Linked DNA regions of Mus musculus: region 2 is linked to region 1. A link is a loop called in an ENCODE intact Hi-C map of the cell type or tissue named here. Cell type or tissue: heart. All regions are shown on one strand. Each heading gives the region's core, and the rest is flanking DNA. Links, peaks and the distances in the headings are about the cores only. Region 1 overlaps Gm33388 (a long non-coding RNA gene). Region 2 has its middle 32 kb from the start of Inhbb.

Region 1 (12,161 bases), core at 1,290-9,289:
TATTCCAACAAACACACACACACACGCACACACACACCGATGCAAGAGGTCTGAAAGATCAGATGTGTTATCTTCACATGTTTTGTAGATGAGAATGATCTCACAAAGGTGACTTTTTCGTATCACAGCTGTTTGATGGCAAGTGGCCTGTCCCTTCTAGACTTGTGCCCTTGGAGACTCTATGTGGAGTCCTCACTGCTGTGCTGGCTGGATGGCTGATGGCAGCCACCTCTTCCCTGGGATTCTCTGCTGGCTCTGAGATTAGGGAGAGCAGTAAGGTTACAAAGAAAGGGGAGGCCTGAGGCCATGCCTTGTAATACCAGAGACTCAACCAGTCCAGGCTGGGAAAGAGGATCCTCACTTTTGGCCTTGTCTAACTCTGAGTAGGTGTGGTGTGCTGGCAAACTAGGGACCCCAGTGCTTCTAATGGCCAGATATTTGGATGCTTCTGTGTTGGCTGGCTGTGCAGCACCAGGCTCCAGAGGCAACCTATGGGTACTATGTCAGTGGGGGTTCATACTTGATGTATGTATGATGCCTGTACCTTAGTGACCTCACTTTAACAAATGATGCCAGTAGTCCCTGACGCACACTCCTTTTTGAGAATTGAATGAACGTCTTCTGTGGGACAGTCCCATCCATGGTTTGCTGTGGGGAGCCCAGGGAGCTCCCATGTATCCTTGTGATGTGACCATGTATCCCCATGATGTAACAATGTATCTCTGTGATGTGGCCATGTATCCCTGTGATGTGACCATGTATCCCCACAATGTGACCATGTATCCCCACAATGTGACCATGTATCCCCACAATGTGACCATGTATCCCCACAATGTGACCATGTATCCCCACAATGTGACCATGTGTCCCTGTGGGGACAATGGCACATCAAATTGTCCTTTCCATGAATGGTCAAACACTGCGCCAAGAGCAGGGCACACAGTAGGCATTTTGCAACATGCTGAGCTCTTAGCTAAGGGTTGCTATAGCTCTGGGACTGGAGAAGATAGGGACAAAAGAGTCCAGCCCATCAGATTAAATACAGCAAAGAAAAGCAAAGTTTGTGGTGGCTGAGATCTCAGGAGGAGGAGAAAGAAGAGGAGGGACTGGCGGCTTTGAAACAAGGTCTGTCAAGGTCAAACAAGGTTACATTCAAAACATGGTGGTGTAGAGCAACTATCAATATTTAATGTTGCTTCCAGTTCTATGGATTAGAATCTAGGAGCAGATTAGACATGTGTGTCTCCTGGGGTTAAAGTGGGCTGTGCCTTGAGTGATGGTTATACTTCATATAGAACATACATGAAGCCTGAAGATAGTTAGATACAATCTTTTCAATTTGTTTTAATGTGGGTCATTTCCCACTTGTGACATCAGGTCCATGTTCAAAAGAGTCAAAAGAATTTAAAAATATTTCAGGCTTTGAATTGGAGGGTTAGAGATACTCAATCTAAATTTTAAAACCAATATGGAAAGAAAACAGGGGCTTTGCGTATTTAACTCCAAACCTTTTCGGGAGGGGGTGTCAAATAGTTCCAGTGCTCAGGGGTCTCAAGTTCCCTAATTCAGCTCTAAGGGGATGGGTAAGGTAGACACAAAGATAGAGCTACAAAGCTAGCTGTAGGAGATTATATAAATAAAAAAAGTAGAAACAAACATGCTGTTCAACAATGGGGGATTTGCCAAATACATAAGGGAACACTGCATGCCTAGATCTGGTGGTCATTAGAAAATGTGAGCCTGGGTAAAGGTTGGTGGACAATGCTCAGTTAACAGGCATCGATGCTGTGACAGATTTATGCTTATTAAGTGTAGAGCACAGAAGCAAGGGCTGGGGAGATGGACAGCAGTGAAGTACTTACTGGAGAAGGACTTGAATTTGCTCTCCCAGAACTCGCAGAAAACAGCTAGATGTGCCCATTAGTCTGATCCCATTCCTCGGGAGGCAGAGATAGGAGGATCCCTGGGGCCTGCTAGATTCAGATCTACTTGAATGGGTGAGCTTGAGGTTTGGCAGAGAGCTTGTTTCAAATAATATGGTGGATGGGCTAAGGAGATGGCTCAGTAGATGAAGGAACTTGTTGCTAAGATTGCTAATTCAAGTTGGGTCCCAAGCTAGGACTCACATGGTGGAACAAGAGCACCAACTCTTGCAAGTAGTTCATGCTACAGGTGTGCTTTGATGCAAGCATGCTCTCTCTCTCTCTCTCTCTCTCTCTCTCTCTCTCTCTCTCTCTCTCTCCATCTACACACACACACACACACACACACACACACACACACACACACACTTTAAGCTATTCCCAGAAAGCCAACAATAGACACATATAGCTGATGGAACTGCAAGTGATGTTTATCATATTTTATTTTGGTTTTGTTTGCCTGTGTTTTGCCAATGTTTGTTTTTTTTTTTTCCTAAAATGACTATATGTCGCTCTGGCAATTAATTAGAAGCTTAGAATATTCCCATGGAAAGGACCTGCTCAGCATCTGCTGAGCTGTCTAACATTCCTCAAGGGCTCTGATAGCATGAACTCGTAGCCTAGTACTGTGGGGCAAGATGGGGGGCCAGCACTCCAGAAACAAAACTACCAAGAACTCTTTTAGATCATTCTCTGGGCATGAGCATGCCCAGTGAAGGGGGAAAGATTCCTAGCGCAAATTGCACCTCACAGGAGGAGTGAGCAGAAGTGGACTAAGTTGATCAGGGGAACACTGTGCCAGGTGCCTGCCTTGCAGGAAGTCTGTGGCATGGCTGGTACCCTTTCCCAAGGGATCCCCGATGAAGGGGGCCTGAGAGAGACTCACCAGATAGCCACATAATGTCCAAGCTAAGGTCTGGAGTAGGGTGGGGATGGGGGACAATGACACAGACTCTAGCTGGAGGATGCAAGTGGCTGGCCTCCTGGTGGCTGGACCAGTGAGGCACGCGGCATTTGCAGCCTCTCCCGTGCTGGCCACTGACCTGTTGTCCTTAGACAGCATCTTTCAGAGGTAACGCTGATACCTTGTAAGGATTCACTGTGATCTCCTGCCTCAGCCCTGGCTCCTGGAGCTTTTTAAGTTGGAGAAGAAGCCCCTGGGGATGTGCGCAGGTAAGGAAGGTCAAGCGGCAGTCCTGGCTACTGTTTTTGTGCTTGCCCTGTTGTCAGTCTGATGACAGAAGGGATCAGTCGAAAGCCACTGAACTTCGATGGAAATCTAAAGAGCCTCATGGCTGTTGTCACGGGCACTGGCTTCATCTGAGAGACTGGCAGACGCCCCAAAAACTGTGTGTCCTCTGGGATGAATGATCTTTTGGAAATGTCTGCATCTGCTGTGGTGATGCATCTCACCACGAGAGGAGGGCTTCCTGGAAGAAGCTTACTAAAATGTGAGATGAACGGGCTGCAGGTGTCGCTTGGTGGGTAAAGTGCTCGCCAGGCGTACACGAAACCCTGGGTTCTATTCCAGCACCACAGAAACCAGGCATGGTGGTACGAGACTGTAATCTCAGTACTTGGAAAGTGGAGGGTGAAGGGTAAGAAGTTTGAAGACATCCTTGGCTACATTGCAACTTGGAAGTTAACCTGAACTACATTGGATCCTGTTTCAAATTCAAAATAACACTAAAGTAAACTAAATGGGGATAATTATATTAATTGGGTTATAATGATGAGCAAACAGGTATTCGCAGAAGCTCAGAGCACCTTAGGTTTCCTGGGGCTACTCTGGTTTGGTAGCCAGATGTGATAGTAGAGCCAGATAGCAGGTGTCTCATTGGTTACCTGGGCTGCTATGGAGGCAGGTGGGGATGGCACTCTGGTGTAGACACTGTCAAAGCCACCAGGGTAAGCAAAATGAGTTGGATAAGGAGTGTTGATGAGGAGTCCGGGAGAAACATTGTCTCTATGATCCTGGATGCTGGGGATCCTGATGGCAGGGCAGTGGGAAGTAGGCTGAGGTGCTGTGGGGATGCAGAGGCAGCTGCCTTGGTTGTGTAAGTCAACTGGATGTCACCAGTGAGGCTGGAGGCTGGAGTTGTATAATTTGTGTAGTTATGAGAGCAGAGAAAAACCAACCAGGAAACCCTTAGTGTGCGTGTGTGCATGTATGTGTATGTGCCTGTGTAAGAACATGCTAGCATGCTTGTGAATGTGCCTGTGAGTGGGGATCAGAAGAGGACCTTGGGAATCAGTCATCTCCTGACCTGGTTTGAGATCAGGTCTCTTGTTCACCTCCACAGAGGCTGGGCTAGCTGGCCTGAGAGTGTCTGTGGATTCTCCTGTCTCTGTCTTTCATGAGCAGCATGGAGTGCAGAGATCACGGATGGGTACCGCCTTGTCCAGCTTGTATGTGGGTTCTGGGATCTGAACTCGGGTCCTCGTGTTCATGCAGTAGGCGCTTTGCACACAGAACCATCTCCATCTCCCAGCTCTTGCTCAGTTTCCTTTTTAAAAATTCCTCTTTTGGGGAGAAGAAACGGGAAGTGAGTCTCACTATGTAGCTAGCTATGGTTGGCCTGGAATTTACCATATAGACCAGGCTGGTCTGAAACTCACGAAGACCTTCCTCTACCTCCCAAGTGCTGGGATCAAAGGTGTGTCCCACCATGCTCAGCAATTCTCACACCTCAGCTTTGTTAAACCTTGCCTTATTCTGTAACGTGTAAGATCCTGCAGGCTGCACCAACAGAGTAAAGATCCCAATCACCCCCACCTTATCAGCTATTTCTGTTTCTCCAGATCCCCCTTTCCAGGGACTAGGGGTCTGAACTCTCAAGTCTCTGCTGGTCACAGTCAGGTAGCCTACTCCCCCACAGTCAGCAGCTATGTTTCTTTCCTGGTGCCTATGGTTCCTGACATCTGGGCATGCAGTCTAGGGCCTTTTCCTGAGGAACTACACATGTGTATAATACTAGACAGCTGGTCCCTCGACCTTAGCCGTCACTCCTAAACTCTACAGCACAGCTCAGCTCCTGATGGAGGCCCTGGCCCGCTCCACTAATCCAGAGAGGGCAAGTGAATGAGACCGGTCCGAGCCCAGAGAGATATGGGAGGAGTGGGGTCTGCTCATGGTGACTGCAATTCCTGTGGGGAATTGTCCCCTCTCTCTCTGAGTGCCTTCTGAGAAATGGCATGTGAGGGCAATTTTTGGCCAGACAGACTCAGGGTGGACAGTGACGTGAGAGCCCAAAAGAGCTAAAGCTAAGGCTCTTCCAATCACCCTGGGAACAAGAGCTGCGGGGCACTGACCCTTGTCTTTGAGTGGGTGGGATCTCCTTTCCTTTCCTTTCTCTCCCTCATGCCCCATCTCCCTCACTCTTTGTGACAGGTTTATGTGATATTGGGCTCTGTACATGGTAGGCAAGCACTTACTGATCTGTACCCAGAGACCTCCCGATGACTGCGATCTCAGCTGTTTGCTACTAAACAGATGCTCTGCTATGTAAAATCTTTTAATTTTCTCGTGCATTTGTCTCTTTGTTGTGTGGCTTCTTCCCCTTCAGGTCTCTAAGCCTGAAGAAAAGCTGAGAAGAACACTGTCCCCTGGCTGGCTTTCCTGAGAGACACCCCAGCCATCTCACCTTTCCATGGTGCAGTGTGGCCCGCAGGTCTTTCTGCTAAGGCCGCAGGAGCCAAGAGCCAGAACCACCCGGCTCAGCCGCTCCCGAATTCCTGTCCCTCAGGAACTGTGTGAAATAATCAGTGCTGAGTGTTGTTCTTAGCTCCCAACCTTTGTGGGAATCGGTTATGCAATGACCGAGAAACTGACAAGCCCAGAGTGGAAGGAGAGAGCGAACAAGGTCTGGGCAGGGTTGCACAGGTGGGTGGGCCAGAGTCAACAGACCTGCAAGGCCTCTAGAAAATGATGACTTCCAGGCATGTCCAGCCAGTGTCCCAGGATAGCTAGGAATGGAGCCCAAAACATCTGATGACCAAAATAATTATGGCACTGTGTCAAAAAGATTAGGCACTCCTGCAAGAGCCTAAAAAGCCCTGAGGTTCAATAGAAGGACACAATATCCCAACAGAGAGTGTCCTGGGAGTTTGTGGGGAGGGAAAGAGAGAGACAGAAAAGCAAAAATAGGTGTGTATGTGTGTGTGTGGAGGGGGGTCTGCCTCAGACTCCCTGTGAGAGACCTTGACTTGACTTAAAGAGGAGTCTGGGAGCAGCACTGCAGAGGGACAGGCATACTTTAAAGTAGACATGGAAAGCAAAGGAGAACGGTGACAGTAGGGTCTACTGTTCTTGCTCTGGACATCAACTGTACGGTGGCTCCCAAGTAGATGAAGGTCTAACTAGGATGTTGGTGGTCAGGGAGTCCCAAATCAGAGGTACCCTAACCATGAAGGGTGCAGTCAGAACTGGGCTCTTGAGATGCTCAAAGTCCTTGGATGGATTAGCAACAGACCCCATCACAGAGGAGAGAGAGCTGAGGGCATCAGGGTTAGGTGAAGAAGGGACCCCCCCCCCCCTCAGAGGTCCAAGGTGAACAGTCAAGTTGGAAGCAAGTAAGCCAAGCCCAGACACTAGAAGGTCAAGTGGGACTTACTCATCTGGTGCCATCTTGCTCCATTGGGAATGAAGGTTGTAAGAAATCATACTTGGTATTTGGAGAAATGAGTGAAACATGAAGAAATAAGACGTGAGAAAGCTGCCCTGTCATAGAAGCTACTCTGAGAGGACAGTAGACAGAAGAGGGGACATCAGTCCCCATCACAGGGGCCTCTCCACACCTGGACTTGAGGACTCAGCATGGGCAGGCTCCCTCCATCCTGAGCCATCCTGTCTCCAGGTACTTGCACGGGCTCTGCCCTTCTCCTGGGGTGACCTTTCATGGCCTTTCCTTTTTCCCTTCTGTATGTGTATGTACACATTACAGGATCAGGTGTGTGTGTGTATATACATATACTATGTGTACATGGGTGTGGACACCAGAGGACGAATTTAGCTCTCCTTCTTGTTTTTTTGAGACAGGGTCTCCCCCTGGCCTGGATCTTGCCAAGTAAGCTGGGATGGCTGTACCAAGCTCCCAGGATTTGTTTCCACATTCCTTGTTTTCTTGTTGTTTGTCTGTTTGTTTTTTAACATGAGTTCTGGAAATTGAATTCGGATCAATTGAGAACACTCAGATCTCCTCACCCCCAATCTCTTTCTCTTTAATGTATTGTTTTTGCTTTGTTTTTTTAAGGCTACCATACATAGTAATGGGGTTCATTATGGGATTTTCACACACAAACATCAGTGTCATTTGGCTTTAGATCTAATTCATGTCACTTTATGTCACACCTGTTCATCCTCTAGGTCACTGTAGAGATGATGCTTCCTCAAGGAGTCCCTCAGTGTCCACACTAGTTGAATTCCGTGTCATGGTCCATGGCAGACATACTATGACAGGCCATGTGAGTTGTGTTCAGTTATGATGCTTCCTCTCTCAAAGCAGGGCTTAATGGGGAGTGTGGCTTATGTTGAAGCCGGCTGTTGAGAAGCAGGTTCCGGGTGGGTTCTCAGCACCTCTGGCTGGAACCATCGTTTCTGTGGGAGTGTCCCCTTGGTCTGAGAAGATGCTTTATAAAGCAGGCCGTGGTTGCTGCAGGCTTATAACTGATGAATGCTCAACCCTAAAGGGGACATTTATAGTGACCTCTTCCAGGCTCGGGGTATACTAGTGAAGAAATGGGAGGAATGTAAGGGCCTAAGGGAGCGGTAGAGTGCCATGGAGTTCAACATCAGGACATGATATCACTGTCGTAATCTTGGATCCCCAGCATCTATGATTATCTGCAGAAGACCTGCAGAAGGCTGGGTCCATCAGCTTTCCACCCCGCAAAGCCCCCCATCCCTGAAGATCTCTCAGAAGTTAATGGTTGTTGTGAGAAGAAGGGACGTTTTCTTCACTGGCAAGCTGCCCATGTTCCTATAAACAACATTCATGACAACTCATCGTTGTACACAAACCCCAAGCCCCAACAGACCCTTATTTTCTAGAAGGTGCTAAGTGACACAGATAAGATAGCAGAGTGAACACACAAAGTTCAGACTGTGGCTTCTCTGGGCTTTCTTGGGGACATTTGAAGAGTTCTGTGGCCAGATGGGATCAGGACTGGTTGTGGGATGAGGGCTGGGGAAGCATGAGTTCCACTGCTCTGACTTTAGTGTGGATTGCAGGGACACAGTTTCTCTTACAGAGATCCCACTCGCTCTGCTCTCATCTCCACCCCAGTCAAATGTCCTTGGGTAGGGTTATACATAGGTGTTACTATTACCTGGTTATTGTTTTCATTTGGACTTTTAATCTGGAATGAACTAAAATCCAGAAATGGAGGGCACAACTATGGATCCAGATCTCGAGGCTGGAAGACACAGGCTTTTGATGAGGATCTTGAGGAATAGTGGCCATGCAAAGCTTCGTCCCAGGCAGGGTGGTTCATGTGTTTAATCCCAGGCAAGCAGATCTCTGAGTTCCAGGGTAGCCTAAAACAGAACAAGTTCTAAGTGAAGAAAAACTTAAATCCAGGTGTGGTGGTACATGCCTTTAATCCCAGGATTCAGAAGACAGATCTCTGAGTTCAAGGTCAATCTATAGAGCAACTTCCAAGACAGTCAAGCTTAGGCAGTGAAGGGGTTGGAAAATGGAAATCTGGTGATAATGTAATAATACAAGGGGGGCATGTACTAGCTCTTGCAAGCAGCAGAACTCTATAGCTTCGGCCATGTGGCTCTGGCTTTAGAATCAACAGTAGAAGGAGGCTACTGGGACAATTGATGATGCTGGTTAGCTCCAGCTAAGAAATTAGCGAATAATTAAGAAGAGACCAGCATCACTGAGATGAAATCTCCTGAGAAGTGTTTTCTGGGAACACAAAGAAGCTGTGTCTCAGAGGTAGCCAAGGTTGTACCTTATACTGCAGCTGGACTTGGCAATGTATAAGAATTATCCAGGTGGTACTGGTTTTGAAAGCATGAAGGGGTCATGGAGAACAGCTGAGGCTTGGCACTGTGAGAGGCCATTGGTGAAAGTGCAGCATCTGTTACAGTTGATGGCCCAGGACTAAAAGGGTCATGCAAAGGAGTTGAAGCTTGGCACTATGAAGAGAGCCTATGAGAGGTTATTGGTGAAGCCTAGTCACTGTGAGAAACCTCAGCATGTAGAGATGCCAATACCATGGAATGATCACCAAGAACAGCAGCAGTAGTGGAGTAGAGTCAACCAGAGCCTTGAGTGCTACAGAGCACAGAGTTAGAGAAGTGATTCAAGCCCTTTGGAGAAGCCCAAAAGATCATGTGTGGATCCCTGACACAGGAACAAGAAGCTGTAAAGTTGAAGTTACCTTGGATACCTCAAGATGTTAGAGATGCAGAGCCATGGGCTACCTGCGGAGGAAAACTGCTAACAGGGAGTGGAAACAACTCAGGAGAAAGATGTTTGTTGCAGTCATCAAAGCAAAAAGGAGGAGATCTGATGAATGCTTTGACATCAGACATGGAGACTGAACTTTGGACTTTTAAACATTGTTGAGACTGTGATAGACTGGGAACTTTTGAAGTTGGATTAAGTGTCTTATGCATTATGCTAAGTTTAGGTATGGGTCCCTTAAACTCATGTGTTTGAACAAGCCTATGAGGGCCAGGAAGTGGAATGTGGTGATTTGAATATGCTTGGCCCAGGGAGTGGCACTATTAGGAAATGTGACCTTGTTGAAATAGGTGTGGCCTGTTGGAGGAAGTGTGTCAGTGTGGGTGTGAGCTTTGAGACCCTCCTCCTAGCTTCCTAGAAATCAATCTTCTCCAGTTTGCCTTCAGAACAAGATGTAGAACTCTCAGACCCTCCAGCACCATGCCTGCCTGGATGCTGCCATGTTTCCTGCCATGATGATAATGGACTGAACCTCTGAAATTATAAGCTAGCTCTAATTAAATGTTTGCCTCTATAAGAGCTGCCTTGGTCATGATGTCTCTTCACAGCAATGGAAATCCTAACTCGGATACCCACAAAAACTATTTTTCAAAAAAAAGTTTTAAAATTTTATTCTTTCTTTCTTTCTTTCTTTCTTTCTTTCTTTCTTTCTTTCTTTGTTTATTGTCTGTGTATGAGTATGTAGAGAACCATAGGTCAGAGTACAACTTGTAGGAATCAGTTCTCTCTTTCCATTGTGTCCAAATTGATTCCCAGCAACCAAGGACAGATCACCAGACTTGGTGGCAAGCACTTTTACCCACTGAGCCATTTCAGCTATCCTTAGTTTTTGAAACAGTGATTCTCACTGAACCTGGAGCTCACTGGCTAGATAGATTGTCTGTCCTCACTTTCCTGGTGCCAGCTTGACAGGCATGTTGCCACACACTCCTTTTTTAAAAAATGAGGGTTCTGTGGAATGGGAACTTGGGTCCTCCTGCTTGTATGGCAAGCACGTTATTGATTGAGCCAATTCCCCAGACCTTGGGAATGTCTAGTAGCAGCTTTATTTATAAATCAACCAGAAGTGGGCACAACCCAGATATTCTTTCTTCTAAAGGAGACCGTAAAAAATGTGCACACTGTGGCACACTGCCCAGCACTGAAGAGGAAGGAGCTACGGGCCAGTAAGATGGGCCAGTGGGGAAAGGTGCTTGCTGCACAAGCCTGATGACCTGAGCTTAATACCAGAACACACACAAAGGTGGAAGATAGGATGAAAGAATGGACTCCCAAAAGCTGTTTTCTGACCACTGCAACATGCTGTGGCATGTATGCATCTGTACACACACACACACACACACACACACGCACATTACATAATAATATCTGCAAAAATAAACCACTAGGATGAAAAGCCAATGATGATGACAGGATTGTTTGGGAGGAGGTATTGATTGGTATCATGTTAATTTTAAGTGTCAATTTGACAGACCTAGAACCACTCAGCAAATGGGCCTTCTGGTATACCTGGGAGGTTCTCTTGATTGCATTAGTTGAATGGGAAGACCTTCCCATGGTGGCCACTTCCTAGCTTGGGTTCTGGACTGTCTAAATACAGAGAGAAGGGGCTGAGAGGGTGCATGCATTCAGCCCTCTGTTTCCAGAGTCTAGAATGGGTGCCACTAGATGCTTCAAGGTCCTGCTGCCTTGACTTTCCCACCATGGACTGTATCTTGAACTGTGAGCAAAAGCAAAGCCTTACTCTATTGTCAAAGGTTTCATTAACACAACAGGAAAAGGAACTAAGATAGTTGGGTATCTGTAAAACCTGTAGACTAGACAACATACAGGGAAATTTTACACAGACTGGAACACATCACCAGCTGGGGGAAACATAAAAGGAACTGTAGAATGTAGCAGTGACTTAAACCTCATTACATGTGAGTGGCATAGTCACATGGAAGGAGGTAAGGCCACAGAGCTGAGGTGAGGAACTCTGGAAAACAATGTTTTGTTTGGCTGTCAAAAGGCTAAGTTAACAGTACTCCACACAAGCATTGTCTTGGACTCAGTAGACCTATTTTCCATACAGGTACAGACAGTTTGACTCTACCTGCATACCAGTGTTGAACAAATAGTGTAGATAACGACAGCCAGGTTTCCTCAGAGAAGAAATTATCACAAATACAGAGAAAATTATAGAATGTCATGGTGGTAGTATACTGGGGTTTTCAGTACAAACATATGGCACACATGTGGACACGTGCATGCACACACACAAGCTAAATTCAGATGCATGTGCACACATGGGTTACAACACATCTCCACATTTGCTCATCCTACCCCCTGGGAAGGCCTAGAAGCAGTGACATTCTAATGGCTTCTATGTCATAAAAAGAAAAACAACAAACAAACAAAAACAACAGTGTTTCACAGAGAGGTAATCCAGTTCAGAGTCATGGCATGGAAAATATAACCCTGGAGAAAGAAAAGGCACCTATCAAAAGAGCACAGTGGGACTGAGGGGATGGCACAGTGAGTAAAATGTTTGCCATGCATTTATGAAGCATGAGTTTGGATCCCTTCTACCCACATACAAAGACACATGCCTTTGTAATTCCAGCACTGAGGAGGATCTCTGGGGCCAGATGGCCACCCAACCTAGATGAACCAATGAGTGCAGGTTCTTTGAGGGACCTTGTCTCAAAAAATAAGGTGGAAAGTGAGAGAAAGATACTCAAAAGTGACCTTCGGCCTCCATATGCCTCTCACCATGAAC
Region 2 (12,161 bases), core at 2,624-10,623, 67 kb before region 1:
TTGGTAGAACTTGTCTCTTACTCACAGTGCCCTGGATCCCAGTCTCAGCACTGCATAAATCAGACATGTAATCCGAGCACCTAGTAGGTGGGAACAGGAACAGAAGGTTATCTTCGGCTGCACAAAGAGTTTGGGGGCAGCCTGGGCTACATGAGATCCTGCCTCAAAAGAAGAGAAGGGGCCAGAGAGTAGACAGGGCTGGAGACATGGCTCAGAGGTTTGCAGAGGTCTTGGGTTTGGTTCCCAGCACCCGTGTGTTGTCTCACAACCACAACCACCACTCTAGTTCCAAGCAACATGACACCTTTTTCTGACCTCAACAGGAGCGAGACACATATGGTGCCCATACACACATGCAGGACACGCATACATGAAATAACAAATAAGTCTGAAGGAGGAAGAGGAGGAGGAGAGAGAGGAGGAGGAAGATGAAAAGGAGGAGGAAGAAGAGAAGGAAGAGAAGGAGGAGGAAGAGGAGGAGGAAGAGGAGCAGCAGCAGCTGCTGCTGTTACTGCCACCACTTTCTGGGCCATAGGCCCTTCAGACTAGACCAGTACAAAATGTGAGCTGCAGTTTTGGCTGGGGTTAGAGCCAGGGCTGACTCAGTCTAAAGCTCCATGCTGAACTTCAGGCTCAGGGAGACCTTATTTCAGAAACATAAGATGCAGAAATGATTGAGGAAGACACCCTGAGGTTGATCCTTGGCCTTCACACTCACCCACATAGGCACACAAGCACAGCAACACAGACCAGCACACCTGCAGGCACATGTGCACAGTAGGCATATCTGCTTGTCTCCCAGTCGTGTCTTAGTTTTTGTTGCTGCGATAAACACCGTGACCAAAAGCAACTTAGGGGGAAATGAGTTTGTTTGGATTCCATTTCCAGGTCACAATCCATCATTGAGGGAAGTCAGGGCAGGAAATCAAGGTGGGAATCTGGAGCAAAAAATCTCGGAGGAACTTTGCTTACTGGCTCACTCTGGTCAATGCTCATTTTGCTTTCTTTCTTTCTTTTTTTTTAAGCCATCATTATTCTTTATTCGACTCAGATGTTTTCAGGAATATTCCCATGTATCAGATTCCCATGTATTTTTTTTCATTTTTCTTTCTTACACAGCCAGTATCCAGTTTGCCAAGGGATGGTGCTACCCATAGTAGGCTGAACCCTCCAATACCATCGGTCACAACAGTCTTTCACAGCATGGCCACAGGCCAGTCTAATCTGGTCAAGTCCTCAACTGAGGCTCTCTCTTCCCAGATGACTCTAACTTCTATCACGATAACAATAAACTCACCTGGCACCTACTCTCCTGGTCAGAGATTGGCTGATGTATCAGTTTTAAAGGACCTAACGTAGCACCCGTCGTGTTCTCTGGTCTGTGAATGTTCCTTCTCTATGGTTGAACCACTTGGACATGATGCCTGTTTGTCCTGGAGGTTTGGGGAGGGGGCTGTCACCCCAGGATATCTTTCTTTAAGATCAGGTCCTTCACTTTCACCCATAGCCTCAGGGTACTCCTGATGTGGGGAGTTGCTCCAGGACCCTTCCCTTCTCAGCCCTGACAGCCTGTCCCACACCCAGCCTGCTGAAGTCCCTGGCCTTCCTCTGTTCTCATCCAGGGGCACAGCAGCTTCTTCCCATTCTGGTGGCTCCTGAGGCTGGGGCAGGAGGAATGGAGCATGAGGCAGCAGTGGAGCTCCTTGTTTGCCCAGCACTTTGCTTAGTCTGTATGCTCTCTCCAGGATCATATGACAGATACCCATGTCTTACCCACCCTAGTTTACTCCTCTCTTCCTTCCTGTCCCCAGTGCTGCTGGGGTACCAATAGATCCTGTGCTTTCCACAGGGTCTCTATCCTCTGGTGTGGCCTGGAGTCTACTGCCTCTCCCCATTACAGCAGAATAACTGAGTCTCTTATGACAGATATTGAGACCCAAATAGTCTTAGGCTGGGCAACAGCCTATTCTGGAACCCGGCATGGCAGCTCATACTTACAATTCTAACTATACAAGGCCAAAGCAGAAGGAACCAGGCAACTTCAAGTTCCTGCGTGTGCAGCTTAGTGGCTCAAAACTGAAAGTGAAAAGATGGCTCAGTGGAGGGATACAAGGCTGGTACACAGGAGGCCCTGGACCCATCCCTGCCCTGCAGAGAGCTCATTTTCTATTCCCCTTGGGGTCCACTACTGGGTATCCAAGGATCTCAGGCTGGCAGCAGGTCTCCATTCTCAGCCCACAGAATTTAGAGTAGGTTTGACATGACCTTGGGCACACCTGTCAACCAGTTAGGAGCTCTGTTTGCCATAGCTCTGGGCCATCATGGCCCTCACTAATTATGAAATGGGCTAAGGACCCTCTTTCCAATGGTTGTGGGATCAAATGCTCTTGTGGGTATGATGGCCTGCCCTGGGTGGTGCTTGGAGCTGGAGATGCCAGTTCAACAAATGCGCTTGCCAAGTGACAGCCAGGATCTGGGCAGAAAGCGGTGGGAGGGCAGACCCTGGTGGGTGTGTCAGTAGACAACTATGGAGCCACTACTGCCCAGGATTTATCAGGAGCCACTTCCTGTGAAGGGGGCAGGTTGTGGCTCACACCAAAGGCTGGAGCAGGGTCAGTGAGGGCCCAAGCCGGAGTAAACATAGCTCAAAATAGGAGTGGAAACCAGTGCTCTGGGGACTGCAGGATGGCTTGGTCCATAAAGATGCAATGCCCAGCTCCAGCAACCATATAAAATCACTGGGCATGATGGTATGTACCTGCAATCCTGGTACTGGGAAGATGGAGGCAGGAGGATGCCTGGGGCTTGCTGACTACTCAGGCTAGTCTTATTTGGTGAGTTATAGGCCAGTTGGAGACCCAGTTTCAAAGAGTACAGACAGGATTCCTGGGGATGACATCTGAGGTTGTACTCTGGCCTTCGAGTGCACACAAGTGCACCCCAAACACACAAACATTAGAAGGACAAAACCAATGCCACACCTGAGCGTAGCCAGCCTGAGTGGCCTTGGCCTTCAATGCTTAGCCAACGACTGTGCAAGGATGAGCAGAAGGAAACAGCAACCCTTCCAGTCTGTGGCCTCCAGCCACGCTTTCTGAGCAACTTAAACCCTTATCACACTTTCATTTAAGGAGACCAAAGGTCAGAGATATCCAGCAACTTGGACAAGGTCACAGTGCTGCTTACAAGGCTTGCAATTTAATTTGGAAAGCGACATAGGGCTTCAGCTGGTCCAGCCTGGAGGAGCATGCTCAGAGAAAGGGGCAGTGTTAGGCTTAGCGGGGCTCTGAGATGGGAGTCTGATGGATAACTGTCCTCCCAGACCCACAGGGGCAACTTCAGGATCCTGGGTCCTCTTCTTCCCACATTGTCCTTGCTCTCAGGACCCCTGTTTTGTGCCCAATGACCACATGGTGATCAGAGGAGGCATGAAAGCCCCTGGAACCAGAACTGTGAGCCACATTGTGGGGGCTTGGGACCAAACCAAAGTCCTCTGCAAGAGCAGCAAGTGCACTTAACATCTTAGCCATTTCTCCAGTGCATTCTCCCACTGAAGAACAACGTTTTTGAGATAGGCATTCAGGTTGTGCAGGCTGCCTTGGACTCTGTATGCAGCTGAGGATGGCTTTGAACCTCTGATTTTCCGGCCTCCACATTCCACATGCTGAATACCTAGGAAACCCTAGGCCCTCAGGACTACCATTTTGGGGTTTCTTGGGTGCTGATAATCACAGGGGTTGGAGGGGTGGAGGGGAGAGCCTGGGGGTTGGGTGGGCATCGAGATGTCAAAGAACACCCAAAGGGCTGTTGTTTCTCATCCATGCATGTATATATATATGTGTGTGTGTGTGTGTGTGTGTGTGTGTGTGTGTGTGTGTATGAATGGTTAATTATAGAGTTAGAAAGATGCCTCAGTTACTGTTCATAGTGTTCAGTTCCCAGCACCTATGCTGGGCAGCTCAAAACCACCTGTAACTATGGCTCCAAGGGATCCAAATCCTTCTTGTGGTATCTGAGAAGATCCACATGTACACAGAGGTATATATATACATACAGATACACAGATATACATACAATTAAAAAATAAAACAAATCTTTAAAGATTTACCCTTTAAGAATTTCATACTGCTATACAATGTATATTTAAAGATTCCCACCCCTGCCCATAACACATCCCCTTCCACTGTCATGTGCTCTCAGGGAAGTCAGCCAGGAGTTTGTCCTTTCATGCCTGGGACTGAACACCTTGTATCCACAGGAAGCCCATCAGTGCTGTATAGCCTTGGACATCACCCTCCAAACCTCCTAGACCTTAGAGATTTCTACGGGGCAGAGCACGTCACAGGCTATCTGCCCATTTCACAGGTGTGGGGAACAAGGTTGGTACTAAGCAGCTGGAGCCCTGGTGATAGACTGCTTCAGAAAGTTAGGTGCCAGCAAGCAAGACTTCCCAGAGGTCCTATCACATCCTTATAGCCCTTCAGTGACCCAGGAATGAGAGAGTTGGGCCCTCCGGAGAGCTCTGGCAGAGTGCACGGAGGGCTTGTTCCTGTAGAGTCACAACTAGCTAATGGACAGCTGCGTCCCTGGCCCTGGGAAGGTGCAAAGTGGGGGGCCCTGAGTCCCCACTTCTCAGTACTCTTTCACAGAAGAAACTCTTAGAAGCCCCCTGGCTACTTCCTTCCTGGCTGCAGGCTCGTGAGTAGTTGCTGGGCTTTTCTGAATCTTGGGAGCCTCCTCTCTAACATCCATCCGTATGAGACCAGAGTGGGTAATGGCAGTAACAGCTGTCACATGCACGCTCAGGAGAAGGACCAGGCTACCTGTGAGCCTGGCTGTAAGCCTGGTTGTACTGTGGGGACAGATGGAAAAGACTTGGGTGGGAACCTCTGCCGAGGCCAGGGCCAAGAGCAGCTTCCACCAGGGAACAGGCACTTGGCTTTGGTCCAGCCACCAACCCTGGACAAGGGACAATTACAGCCTAGAAGAGAGATAAGGCTGGTAAACTGAACAATCAGAGGACAGTTATGGCTTAATTGTGCCCCTGGCATCTGAAAGCCCTGACCTGGCCCTCTCACAAATGCCAGAGAGGTTTTTACAAGTTTTAAAAATTCTATAAACTTGAGCTGGAGGCATAGCTAAGCTGGGAGATTGTTCGCCTGACATGCATGAAGCCTTGAGTTCCATCCTCAGGATGTGGCGGCATATGCCTGCAATTCCAGCACTTAGGAGGAAGAGGAGGCAGGAGAGTCAGGAGTTCCAGGTTATTTTCAGCTACATAGTAAGTTTGAGGCTAGCCTAGGCTACAAAATAACCTGTCTCACCACTAAATGGCCAAGTCTCTGAATGACCTTGACTACTCTGTCAGAGTGGTCCTGCAGACCGGCCCCTCCTACCACTGGGACACACCACACTAGCTGAATAAGATCCTGAGGACCAGTGTTGCTCTGCCAACGCCTTTAAATTCTCTGAGCCAGCTGGGATTAACAGCAGTCGCCTTAGGTTGTGACTCACTCAGAGCAGCTCAGAGCACCACACTGCTGTCCTGCCCTGCATGGGTTCCCTGTATGTATGCCCTCATTTGGTCCTTCCTGGGACCTGTGAGGCCAGAATGGCTGCCACTACTTCACACTGTGCACCCAGGAATAAGCCAGGGCCACAGCACAGTACGTTGGATCCTGTATCCAGGCATCTGGTCCCAGGCTCACAGCTCAGTAAACATTCATGTTGCTCTAGGGCTCCAAAGGCTGTGGGACCAAAATCAAAGTCACAGGCCTGGGTGTTCGTCCCATTTGCCACTCTTGCCACTGTGGCAAAGCTAAAGTCACTTCTCTGGCCTTTGCCCTTTCTTAGCAGAGAGGGGCCTGAAGCATCCATGGTGTGAGAAATTTAAGAAACAATGAGGGAGGAACCTGGTAGAAAATTCCCAAAATTATAGCACCGTGACTCAGTTTACCCATCAGAACAAAGGAAAGGGTGTTCTCTAGGGACTGAAGAAAGATTCTTGACTGGAAAGAGAGAGGAATGTGGTAGAATGGGAGACGCAGCTATGCTGCCTGGGCAGGTTTCTAAACCTCTCTGGACTCAGCATCTTCGTCTGCATAAAAGGGCCACTGCCTGGTCTCTTAGCAACGCTCAGTGGCTAGGTTCCTGGCCAAAGTTGAGCTACTGGTGCGCACAATGGCCAACTCTCTTCTGATTCTGCCAGTGTAGCTCCCCCTTTTTTCCTCTTGCACCCCCAAATTCTCCTCCCTCCACACACCAAGAACTTTAAACTCTAAGACAGAAAACTTCAGTTCTGAATATGCTTCAGTTTCCCCCTCTGAGAGGATATCCCCTTAGGGCCAGAACTGTAGGTCACAGGCTCTGTCAGTTGTCCCTAGACAGCCTTGTGTGTGTGGGTGTCTCTAGTCTCTAGGGTAATCCCCAGGCTCTTGATTATCTCTTGTGGCCCTGGGCGTGAGGCCCAGGCAGGCAGGAGGCAGTTGCAGCAAGGGTTTCCGAGGAAAGATGTGAGATACTGGATTGAGTCTGGCAGACAAAACAGAAGGCCCCAGAGGCCAAGGCTGGGGAGAGGGTCTGGAAGCTTGGCTGACCTCTCAAAGCCCAGGGAATACCACAAAGCTAAGATTTTCAGTGGGCTGTCCCCTTGTCCCCCTCAGCAGCCTGGACATGTATCAACCCACCCTTTATCCCTGCTCCTGAGGCATCTGGTAGAGCAACTGTATGGACCTTCTGTGAGGGACCCAGGTTTGAGTCCAGGCTCTAGCAGTGTGACATATCTCAGAGACCCCTTCAGCCAGCTAAGCAGCCTGCCCTAGAGATCGCTAGTCTAGGGCACCAGCTACAGGTGGCCAGTCCCATCTGTGGTCTCATAGGCTCCTTTTGACTTCTGTGAGCTGTCACCTCTCTGTCTTGGGAGCCTCACACCACGAAGCTCCTGAATGGATGAGCCTGGCTTGACAGATCCTGCATGCGGCCAGTTCTGGGTCTTGGGGAAGGGAGTCTCTGGCAGTGTGCATTCCCCTGCCATCCCACTCCAGGGAAAGGTTGGAATTAAGAATGTCCAGATAAAGTCAAGGTCTCCTGCTCCCCCAGGCCACAGCCAAGCCCTCTGTAGCAGTGTGGGAGTCCCCGAGACACCAGCACAGAGGAGGAAGGCTTTGGGCCCCCGCAGGACCTGGCTTCTCATCCTAGAAGCTTTGGCGATGGCTGGGAGCCAACAAACCTGACCTTGGCCACCCGGGGGCTTGGCACACCCTCCCGGGAAGGAGCTCTTCCATGCATGCAGGCTTTCAAGTGCACCTGCAGGTTTTTGTCCTGCCTCAAGGCGACCCCCACAGGGTCCTGAGCCTGCCTCTGACATGGTCCCAAGGGAAAGGAATGTCTTGGGATTCACACCCGTTCCTGGCTCTGTGAGACCGGTCCTGGTCTGGGCATCCCAAGACGCGAGTGCCTGAGCTAACGTCCCTGGGAAGGCAGATGCTCACGGGAGGAGCGGGTGGGCGGGGGCGGGGAGGAGGCTGGAGGCCTGGCGAGGGAATGCAAATTACCGTCATGAATTATGCATCAGCCTCAGCTTCTCACACGTTTGAGGCTGAATGAAATCGTGTTTGCCTGGAGAAGGGGGAGGGGACTAGGGGACAAAGATGAGTAGGGCCTGCCTGGCTTTGGAAGGTGGGGAGAGCTCTTTGCCAGATTTCAGAAAGGACCTAAGAGATGCTTAAGCAGGAGTTGAAGACATCTTCCTGCTGTTTTTTTTTTTTTTTTTTTTTTTTCCTGTGTGATCTGGGGTCAGCCTCCTACCTTTTCTGGTCAGACCTTTATCTTACAGATTTAAAATGCAGTAACAAGCTTATGCCGCGGTTAACACCTTGGCTGTAAGGCCCTATTAATCTATTATTCTGTCTGATCATAGTGAGCTGTACAGGAAACTTGCTATCCATCCATCTATCTATCTATCTATCTATCTATCTATCTATCTATCTATCTATCTATTTATTTATTTATATTTTTTGAAATATACTTACTTTTTAATGCTTTCTCCCTGGATGCAGAGCTAAAATGCTATTTATTTATTTTCTTCGGTTGCTTTGTTTGTTTGAAACAGAATCTGTCTTTATAGCTCTCACTGTCCTGGAACTCACTATGTAGACCAGACTGGCCTCCAACTCACAGAGACCTGCCTGCCCCAGCCTCCCATGTGCTGAAATTTAAGTCATGTGACATTGTGTTGGCGAATGCCATTCATTATAGACATGGTCTTATGTAGCCCAGACTGGCCTCAAAGTAGCTATGGGTTGAGGATGACTTAGAACTTCCGATCCTTCTGCCTGCACTTTGTAAGTGCGGAGAGTAACAGGTGTGCGATGACCGTGCTGGGTTTATGGGGTGCTAGGGGTCAGGTGTATAATAACCATGCTAGGTTATGGGGTGCTAGGGTTGGACCCAGACTTGTACATGCCAGGCAAGCACCCTACAACTGAGCCACGTGTCCAGTCTTTATTGTTTGCTTATTTAAGTTTGCTTTTTATTTATGTGTCTATGTGTCTGTGGGGATGTCCTGTGTGTCTGGGCAGATGCCCCCGGAGACCAGCAGAGGTTGTTAGGTCCTCTGAAGCTGGAGTCACCATTGTGAGCCGCCTGATGTGGGTGCTGGGAACTGAACATGTGTCCTCCAGAAGGCAGCAAGTGTTCTCCACCGAGCCATTTCCCCAGCCCTGACATTTATTGTCTACGTGACCCTCTCTTCCCTGCTAATACCCCTGGGCAATTACCAGAGGGGTGAATCTCAGAGAGGTTAAATCAACGGCTTATGTCATGATGTGGGTAATGAGCAGAAAGAGAGTCGTCTTCAACCCTTCCCTACCCCCATCCTCCTTCTAAAGAAATAGCTCCACTCAGCTCAGGCTGACTCGGTACCCATGCCTTCCCTTCCAGGGATGGGAGTAAAGGCATGGGCCACCATAGCCACCGCTCTCTTTATGTCAGTAACTCAGGCTTGACATGGACTTTCTAAGTAGCTGAAGGTGACCTTAAGTCCCTTCTAACTGCTCCTCCACCTTGGATTCCTGAGGCCTCAGGGTTTATTCCTAGCCCGGGAAGTCATCCATGTAAACTCTCACTCTCCCAGTAGCTACCTGCCATCTCCTCCATGTGGGAGTGGCTGGGAGAGCTGGTGTCTCCTCCTCTGAGGGCAGTGGGAAGAAGGCCTTGGATTTCGTGATCAAGATGGCAATTGTCCAATCCAAGCTCTATGTGAGTTTCTGGGGCTTTCTGTATTCGCAGGAAAACGTTGCACTGGATTGTTTCTGGTTTGTTTCAAAATGGTGCTGTGACCAACTGGTCACTTAGCTACTGCCACCTGATCCCATGTCCTGGTGTTGCCATTCACTCTCAGCCGTCTGTCATCTGTCCATCTATCTATCACACAATCTCACATGACCTCACCCATTTACCTACTTACTTAGCTACTCACTTATCCCTCCACTCAGCACGTATACACCTACCCATCCACCCACACTCCACCCACTCATCCATCCATTCTCCTACCCGACTAGCCATCTGTCTGCCCACTCAGTTGTAGAAATTGCATAGAAACATAAACATTAAAGCCCATATTCGTAACTCAGTAAGGGCAATGTGTCATGTGCTGACCAGGGCCAAGTCTAGCTGGGTTGGACTGGTGGACGTCAATGAAGAGTCCTCCCTGTTCTTGGAAGTAGCTGCTCTGCACTGTTCTACCCTGCCAGGTTCAGGATGCTGCATCTGTTGAGAGTCCCAGGTCAGCCTACCCTGACATCTGCCCATTCCTTATCACTGGTGTTTGGTGTTCCCAGCTATCTTCTCTGTGGGAGGGCTTGTTCCTCCTGACAGCTCCCACTGACTCCCAGAAGCCCTCCACAGCTACCTCCTGCTCTCCACTACCACCACAGACTTACCAAGGTCATTGATGAACTGCTAACTGCCAGGCACTTAGGCACTCTTATCACGGGTACCCTGGCCTTGGTACCTGCTGGCTGACCCTCCTGCCTGCCTCCTCGGCTGGCAGTGGCTCCAGACACCAGCCACTCCTCAGCCTACTGTGCTCTGAAGCAGTCGGCCTACAGATTTCTTCCTCAGCTTCTCGTGTTATCCTATCCCAAAGCTTGGGTCCTCTTGATTCCAAGGTCCCTAGGTCTATGCACCTCATCTCCGTTCTCAGTTCTCCCTAGTCTCCTGTCTGGAGGGACCCTCTGCTGGCCAGAAGACACCCTCCCTCTGAGTCAGATGTCAGCATGTGACCTGAGACAATTGCTATAGGTTGGCTCCTTTTTATAGCCATACAAAGGAAGCCCCTGGAATTACCAAAAGCCATGTAGACTTGCCCTAGACCAGCGATGCTCCTGTGGAGATGCAGACCTGCTCCGGGGTTATGTCCCCGTCCACATTCAGACACTGTCTCTCTCAGGGAGAACGACAGGGGAACCTAAGGAAAGACAAATAGGACAAAGCATCCAGGTGGCTGGTCTGTCACTAGGCCTGGACTCTACCATTAGGACGATCACAGGTGAGAAGGTGGCCAGTGAAGGTACTGCTCTAGGTGACAGTGTCAGTGTGCAGTGCTTAGTACAGTACTAAGAGTCTGAACTCTGGAGATCAGCAAGATGGCTCAGTGGGTAAAGGTGCTTGCTGCCAAGCCTGAGGACCTGAGTTTGATTCCTACATCTCACGGTGGAAGGGTAGAGCCGGCTTTCACAAGTTGTTTCCCGCATTATCCATGTGCTTACACACACCCACATGGTAATGGCTGTGCAAACAGACACACATACACAATAAATACATGTAACAATATTTTAAAATTTTAAAAGGAGAACGAGATCTTTGATTTGGTTTCAGCAACCTATTTTAAAAGGCTTTGACCATGTACAAGAGTTCAAGACAGAGTATACTGAGACACTTTGCCCACAGACACAGACACACAGACACACACACATACCACACACACACACACACACACACACACACACACACACACACACACCACCCAGAGTGTGGGGAAAAAAAGATTTCTGGGGTCAGGGACTTGACTGGGAATCCAGATTCTGTTATTTGCCAGCTGTGTGACCTTGATCAAGTTACTTACCTGCTCTGTGCTTCAACTTCCTCATGAGAATAGAGAGAATATCTGAAAATAGAGACCCTGGTTGGATGTCCTTATGGAGTACCCTGATGATTAGAAGTATTCACTGAGAAGAGTCACTAGAGGCCTCGGAGTTCTTTAACCAGAACACGGCTCCCCATTTCCCTTCCAGAACCTCTTCTTCAGGGGAAAAGCCGGAGGAAGGTTAAGGCCGGGTCACCGGTTGCTCAGGCTGACCTCAAACTTACGAAGTATAAAGAACGACCGTCAGTTTCTGATCCTCCTGCCTCCACTTCTCTTTAATTAACTACTTAATTCATTTTAACATTTTATTGGCTCTTTGTGATTCCCATGCACCCCCGTCCCACTTGTCTCCATGTCCCTTGTACCTGTCCGGTGCCACCCCCCCCTGCTGCTTTGCTTTTTTTTTTTTCTGAGTTTTTGGTTTTGAGACAGGCTCACCGTGCAGGCTGAGCTTGAACTGGAGAGACTCCTGCTTTAGCCTCCCAAGTGATGAGACTCCAGCTGCAGACGAGCACCTCAGCTTCTAGGTCAGCTTCAGATGGCTGAACTGTGACGTCTACAGACTTCCTTAGGACTGACCCCCAACCCTCATGCGAGTGCCCACCACTCCCCCCCTCGTCTCCCTCATCTCCCCCTTCCTCCTCAGTCCCTACACCTGGGTTTCCACTCTGTTTTTGCAGATGGCCTAGTCTTGGGATGGTCTGATTTTTGGACTTTATACTATGATGGCAAAGTGAAGTGGCCCAGGTCCCTAGGTGGGAGCACAAACTCTGCTCCTACCCACTAGAGGCCTGAATGGCCTCATCACTCTCTGGGCCTGGGATCCCCCATTATAACCAAGAGGATCCTGAGCTACAGATTGAACCCGTTGAGGGGTGGGGAGGCAGAGTGGGTGTTGGGCAGACACAATGAAGGCTGTGGGGGGGTCCCTCGGTGCAGTGCCAGGACTCGGAGTCCACTGTGGGCAGTCTCCTTGGCTTCAGGATCTCAGCACGCTTTTAGAAAGGCCCGTGGC

Evidence for each region. A loop is a pair of places that touch in the nucleus more often than their neighbours do. Peaks named below come from ENCODE experiments on the same cell type or tissue, not always from the same donor. Only the 100,000 strongest peaks of a DNase experiment are listed, where the experiment ranks them.
Region 2: it touches region 1 in a loop (2.4-fold over the local background); 2 of 42 quality-filtered maps call a loop at or near these places.

The regions. Positions count from the first base shown.
Region 1 is chr1:119,315,608-119,327,768 of GRCm38, reverse strand. Gm33388 (a long non-coding RNA gene) reads right to left here. Exons shown (of 4, transcript XR_878450.2): 4 at 7,125-8,457. Among named protein-coding and RNA genes, the nearest start is that of Gm33388, 16 kb to the right of the region's middle. In heart, for the core only: no CTCF peak of the experiment used is centred there; a DNase peak (open chromatin) is centred at 5,758; H3K27me3 peaks cover 355 bases.
Region 2 is chr1:119,384,258-119,396,418 of GRCm38, reverse strand. No RefSeq gene overlaps it. Among named protein-coding and RNA genes, the nearest start is that of Inhbb, 32 kb to the left of the region's middle. In heart, for the core only: no CTCF peak of the experiment used is centred there; DNase peaks (open chromatin) are centred at 4,947 and 6,458; H3K4me3 peaks cover 514 bases; H3K27ac peaks cover 1,529 bases.